Regions from separate parts of the Homo sapiens genome. Here region 1 is linked to region 2. A link is a loop called in an ENCODE intact Hi-C map of the cell type or tissue named here. Cell type or tissue: pancreas. All regions are shown on one strand. Each heading gives the region's core, and the rest is flanking DNA. Links, peaks and the distances in the headings are about the cores only. Region 1 overlaps KLF15 (KLF transcription factor 15). Region 2 has its middle 87 kb from the start of KLF15.

What was found. A loop is a pair of places that touch in the nucleus more often than their neighbours do. Peaks named below come from ENCODE experiments on the same cell type or tissue, not always from the same donor. Only the 100,000 strongest peaks of a DNase experiment are listed, where the experiment ranks them.
Region 1: a loop joins it to region 2, with 2.7 times the contacts of the local background. A loop is called at or near these places in 65 of 110 quality-filtered maps.

The regions. Positions count from the first base shown.
Region 1 is chr3:126,351,236-126,354,138 of GRCh38, reverse strand. KLF15 (KLF transcription factor 15) reads left to right here. Exons shown (of 3, transcript NM_014079.4): 2 at 1,192-2,298. The coding sequence starts at 1,217. Among named protein-coding and RNA genes, the nearest start is that of KLF15, 4.7 kb to the left of the region's middle. In pancreas, for the core only: no CTCF peak of the experiment used is centred there; DNase peaks (open chromatin) are centred at 1,218, 1,518 and 2,198; H3K4me3 peaks cover 138 bases.
Region 2 is chr3:126,268,849-126,271,759 of GRCh38, reverse strand. No RefSeq gene overlaps it. Among named protein-coding and RNA genes, the nearest start is that of KLF15, 87 kb to the left of the region's middle. In pancreas, for the core only: no CTCF peak of the experiment used is centred there; a DNase peak (open chromatin) is centred at 1,439; H3K27ac peaks cover 2,500 bases.

The DNA of each region.
Region 1 (2,903 bases), core at 1-2,500, 82 kb before region 2:
CTCTCTATCAAAGTTCTCTGAGCCCCTGCTGGGCACCAGCGGCCAGTCCAGGCACTGGGGACGCAGCAGAGACATGGAGTGCACTGTCTCAGGGGGAGACAGGCATTAGCTGAACCTTCGCAAGGCGGTGAGTGTCCCAGATGGAGAGAGCAATGGCAGAGAGTGCAGGGGACTCCACTTCCTTATTGGTCAGGATGGGCTGGGGGGGTGGTTGTCTCCTTTCCCACTAGATGGGTGTGAAGTCCAAGGCAGTTAGGCACATGCGGGTGCTCTGGGACCCCAGTGGTCTGCTTCCACTCCACGGATTATCACCAGAGGGGCAGGGCCTTGGCCACCAGGATGCTCAAGCATCAGGGTGCAGGTGAGAGGGTTGCGTTCAAGCCTGTGCCACTCACAGGGCAGTCAAGGCTCAGAGGGGTTTGAGGACTGGAGAGTGGAGGAGCTTTAGGTGGGGAAACAGCTGCGCAGGCAGGCACTTTTTGGTCTTTGACTGTTTTGCCTACATGCTACACTTGCCCAGTTAAAATGCAGGCGGCCTAGTTAAATTTGAATCTCAGGTGAAATAATTTTTAAATGTAAGTGTGTCCTATCCAATATTGGGAACATACTTATATTAAAAATAGTTTATTTTTTAAATCTGAAATTCGAATGTAACTGTTGGCTTGTATTTTTATTTGCGTAATCTGGCAACCCTCTGGAAGCCTCAGCAACATGAGGGTCAGAGGGCAAATGGCTGTTCTACCCCCATTCTGTGACTCAACAGGCGTGAAGCTGAGGTCAGGAGTCCTCAGATGTACAGTGACTCCTATGATGTTGACGGTGGGCTGATTCAGGGCTTTGGCCCTCCTGGGGTCCAGAGAGCCTCCTCGCGCATGCCCTTCTCTCATACTCACCCATACTCAGTTGTTCACAGACATATGTGCTATTTTCCAGGATAATTCTGGAAAATCTGTTTGAAACCAGAAGTGCCCCTGGTTATGCAATGGGCTTGGAGAGGTCTCTTTTGCAAACAGGTGGTGCAATTTCAGAAAACACTCTTGCAGGCACAGCTCTCCTGGGGGATGGAAGCAGGATCCAGGCGTTTGGCAATAGGAGGCTGTGGGCAGGCAGCTGAGGGTGGGGTCAGAGGCCTGCGAGGTGGCAGGTGAGCACTGTCCTTCTGACCAGGCCTCCTGTGTTCCTTTCCTGCAGCCGCCACCGGCACGGCCAGGCCAGCATGGTGGACCACTTACTTCCAGTGGACGAGAACTTCTCGTCGCCAAAATGCCCAGTTGGGTATCTGGGTGATAGGCTGGTTGGCCGGCGGGCATATCACATGCTGCCCTCACCCGTCTCTGAAGATGACAGCGATGCCTCCAGCCCCTGCTCCTGTTCCAGTCCCGACTCTCAAGCCCTCTGCTCCTGCTATGGTGGAGGCCTGGGCACCGAGAGCCAGGACAGCATCTTGGACTTCCTATTGTCCCAGGCCACGCTGGGCAGTGGCGGGGGCAGCGGCAGTAGCATTGGGGCCAGCAGTGGCCCCGTGGCCTGGGGGCCCTGGCGAAGGGCAGCGGCCCCTGTGAAGGGGGAGCATTTCTGCTTGCCCGAGTTTCCTTTGGGTGATCCTGATGACGTCCCACGGCCCTTCCAGCCTACCCTGGAGGAGATTGAAGAGTTTCTGGAGGAGAACATGGAGCCTGGAGTCAAGGAGGTCCCTGAGGGCAACAGCAAGGACTTGGATGCCTGCAGCCAGCTCTCAGCTGGGCCACACAAGAGCCACCTCCATCCTGGGTCCAGCGGGAGAGAGCGCTGTTCCCCTCCACCAGGTGGTGCCAGTGCAGGAGGTGCCCAGGGCCCAGGTGGGGGCCCCACGCCTGATGGCCCCATCCCAGTGTTGCTGCAGATCCAGCCCGTGCCTGTGAAGCAGGAATCGGGCACAGGGCCTGCCTCCCCTGGGCAAGCCCCAGAGAATGTCAAGGTTGCCCAGCTCCTGGTCAACATCCAGGGGCAGACCTTCGCACTCGTGCCCCAGGTGGTACCCTCCTCCAACTTGAACCTGCCCTCCAAGTTTGTGCGCATTGCCCCTGTGCCCATTGCCGCCAAGCCTGTTGGATCGGGACCCCTGGGGCCTGGCCCTGCCGGTCTCCTCATGGGCCAGAAGTTCCCCAAGAACCCAGCCGCAGAACTCATCAAAATGCACAAATGTACTTTCCCTGGCTGCAGCAAGATGTACACCAAAAGCAGCCACCTCAAGGCCCACCTGCGCCGGCACACGGGTGAGAAGCCCTTCGCCTGCACCTGGCCAGGCTGCGGCTGGAGGTCAGTATAGCGAGTGACAGGCCTGGGCAGTGAGCACAGCCACTCATGTCTGCTTACTTGGGTGTGCAGCAGGGCCATTTTCCACCATTAACAGAAGGTAGATGAGGGAGGGGAGGGAGGGGCAGGCGGGTGCAGGCCCAGAGCTGGCACAGTTGCCTGGAGGCTTCCTTGGTCCTCCTGGTTCCTGAAGCCGGAAGCCAACTGGTGTCCAGTTTCCTGATGGCCAGGTAAGGCTTCACTGGCCTGTGCTGCCAGCTGGGTCTCCCCATCCAGTCTGACAAGGGTGGGGATTGAGGGGCTGGCGAGGAAGGATGAGTGCGGTCTAGGGGCCAGGCAGCGGCTCCCTTTGGGCCCACAGCCCCACAGGGTAAGTACCACCATCACTCCCAACTTACATCACAGGACACTAGGGCTCCGACTGGCCAGGTACTTGCCCAAGGTCACTCTGCTTTGTGAATGGGATTTGAACCCAGAGGCCGGATTCGAGAGGTCACATCCTGAAAATGCTGCTTCCCCAACCAGTGGGACTAGCTTCATTCACAGATGTCTCTGGACACATGGGCTGGGCCTCGCCTATGCTTCCTCCCTGGGGACGTGGAAGCATG
Region 2 (2,911 bases), core at 112-2,611:
CCAACTCGGCCTCCCAAAGTGCTGGGATTACAGGTGTGAGCCACTGTGCCCAGCCTTTTTTTTTTTTCTTCTTTTTTTCTTTTTTTTACAATCACTAGATGAATATTCCCTGCCTGGATGAACGTGGCAAGTTTCATCTTGCCCCGTATTATCAAGAAGTAGAAAATGTCTGCAGTCAAACCTACTAGAGTTCATTTTTAATGCACAGATTGGTTCGTATTTATTGACACAGTGAAACTTTAAATTTTTTTCTGGTCAAACCCATTTACCTTTTCCCTTATTGTTTTAATCTCTGGTTTCGTATTTATTAAGTTCTCCCTTACCCCCAAGATTACATAAATATTCACTGAAATATGCTTCTTGTGTTTTTATGGTTTCATGTTACGTTTGAATCTTTAATCCACCTAGAGTGAAAAACAGAAAGCTAACTTTATTTCATTTCAAGGGATTGGCCATTTGCCCAAACTGTTTATTGAAAAACGCCTATGATTTACACACTAATTTGAAAGGTCATCTTATCGCATATTAAATGCTTACATAACTTCCGGTGGGCATGTGGAGTTCTGATTCTGTGCCACTGCATTCCGGCATCAGGAATTCAATTTTTAAAAGACTTTTAGCTTTAATATCTGATAAGGCAAATCTCATTCCCTGCTGCTCTGGTTTTCTTTTCAAATATTTATTGCCAGAAAATGGACATTTTTGCAATATTGTGTCTTCCTATCCAGGGACATGTATACATATATCTCTCCATTTACTAAATAATTTGTGCTTCTCAGGTAATAGTTGGAGCCCTCTGACTTTAGGTCCTGTATGTGTTTCCTTGTTTAGTTTACTCCTAGGAATTTCTAATTTCTTATTGAATTGTGAATGGGGCCTTTTTTCCCCCAATATATTTTGTTACGACTATTTTGGGGCACTTGGCAAGCCGCAAAGTTTTGTATATTTATTTTGTAACTGGCCACCTCACTGAATTCTCTTTTCAACTTGAATAGCTCCTTTTCCCCTGTGGTTTTCTCTGGATGTTTGACTTCTGTGCCTTTTGTGGCAGAAGCCAGGCTGTCCAGGCTGAGTCCCAGCACTCTTGGGGGGACGGCTGACCCTCCTGGAATGGCCTTAGGAGGAGGCATTGCACCCTCCACTAGCGTTTAAGGATCACTCTCCAAACAAAATATTTTTTCCATGAAGGAGGTTTTTTTTAACGTCAGTTGGTATTTTGGTCAGGAATTACAGAATGTACTTCGCAACAAGTTAAAAACACACTGCTCTTTAAAACCAGGCCTTTTCCAACAAGATCAACAACAAATGTGTTACTTTTCTCACACCTTAGACATGTAGGAAAATGTGTACTCAGGGAGCTGGCCGGGCGCCCGCCTGGGGAGGGTGCCAGGCTGGATGAATGCTCTGGGGCAGGGGCTCTGCTTGTCCTTGTTGGCCAGCCTTTGAGGAGCTAGCTGCTAAGAGTCCCTTCAGAGTCCATGGGCACCCTGGTCCTTGGAGCGCAAGCCAGGGCAGCTGGCAGCCTCCACCCGGAAGGAGAGCTCCACCATGCAGGAGGGCTGGGCACATGTCTGTGTGTTTTGTTTGCATTGTCTCAGTAATGAGCCACATCACACAATGAGGAAGGTGCCTTTTCTCTCCTTTTAAGAAGAGAAACTGAGGCTTCACATGTTTAAAGTAATTTCCTCTAGGCCTTGTAGACGTTCAGGGACAGAACCTGGATTTAAACTCTATTTAATCCAGCGAGTCTCAAAATTTTAGTCTCAGGACCCCTTTTCACTCTTAATAAATTAAATAAAAATTGCTGAGGACCTTTTTTAAATGGTGAGTTACACCTATTGGTATTTAATGTATTTGAAATGAAAATGAAAAGCTTATTTATTTTTATTGATCTATATTAGGTTGTACATATTTTGGGGGTACATGTGATATTCTGATACACATATACAATGTGCAATGATCAAATCAAGGTAACTGGGATATATAAGACCTTAAACATGTGTCTTTTCTTTCTGTTGGGAACATTACAAATCTCTTTTAGCTATACTGAAATATACAAGAAAATATTGTTAACTTATAACACTTGTTCCTTCTACCTAACTGTATGTCTGTATCCCTTAACCAACTTTGGAGGAACTTTTAAAGCCCAGGAACACATGCTGTCAGAGTGGTGACGTCATGGCCCCTGCCCATTGGCTGTCGGAGCAGTGACATCATCATACCTGCTGGAAGTTGCTGCCATACCCCTGAGAGAGAATGAGACAGAAGTAACATGTTAACATTGTCACGAACAGAGTTTTCACCTTGAAGATGCCTTGAAAGTGTATCGGGGCCCCAGAGCTCTCTGGACCACTTTGAGAACCACTCAGTCCTCTAAACTGCTGAAAACTGGTGCCTTTGTGAACACAAATCAGGGCAACTTGGAGTTTCTGTGCTGGAAGGACGGCTTCAGAGGAGCTCATCGTGGCCAGAAAAATGCAGGAGGATGAAGAGGTCAGTGATGAAGAAAGAGCCAGCACACCTCTACTGAGTGACCTCTGTGCAGACAGCATTCCTAGTGCTGTCTGTACTTCCCTCATGATGGAGACACCAGGACCACTGCTGCCCACAGAGGCTAGAGACATGAAGGGGTTTGCCCAAGGTCACACCACACTGGGGAATGGCTCTAGGCGATTGAGCGGGGGGAGTGCCCTGCTGAGATGACCTTCAATTACCTGGCCAGCCCTCGCCAGCCCAGGACAGGCTCCTACCTGGTGTTTTAACCTGATGTTTGGTTGACAAAGCAGGGAGTGTTAGGGCCCAGCCTGTTCTAGCACCTTCTTCATCAATCAGCAAACCTCTAAGCACCTACTCTGCTCTGCAGGTGAATCTGGGAGGCAGACAGGAACAATCAACTGAACAAATACAGGAT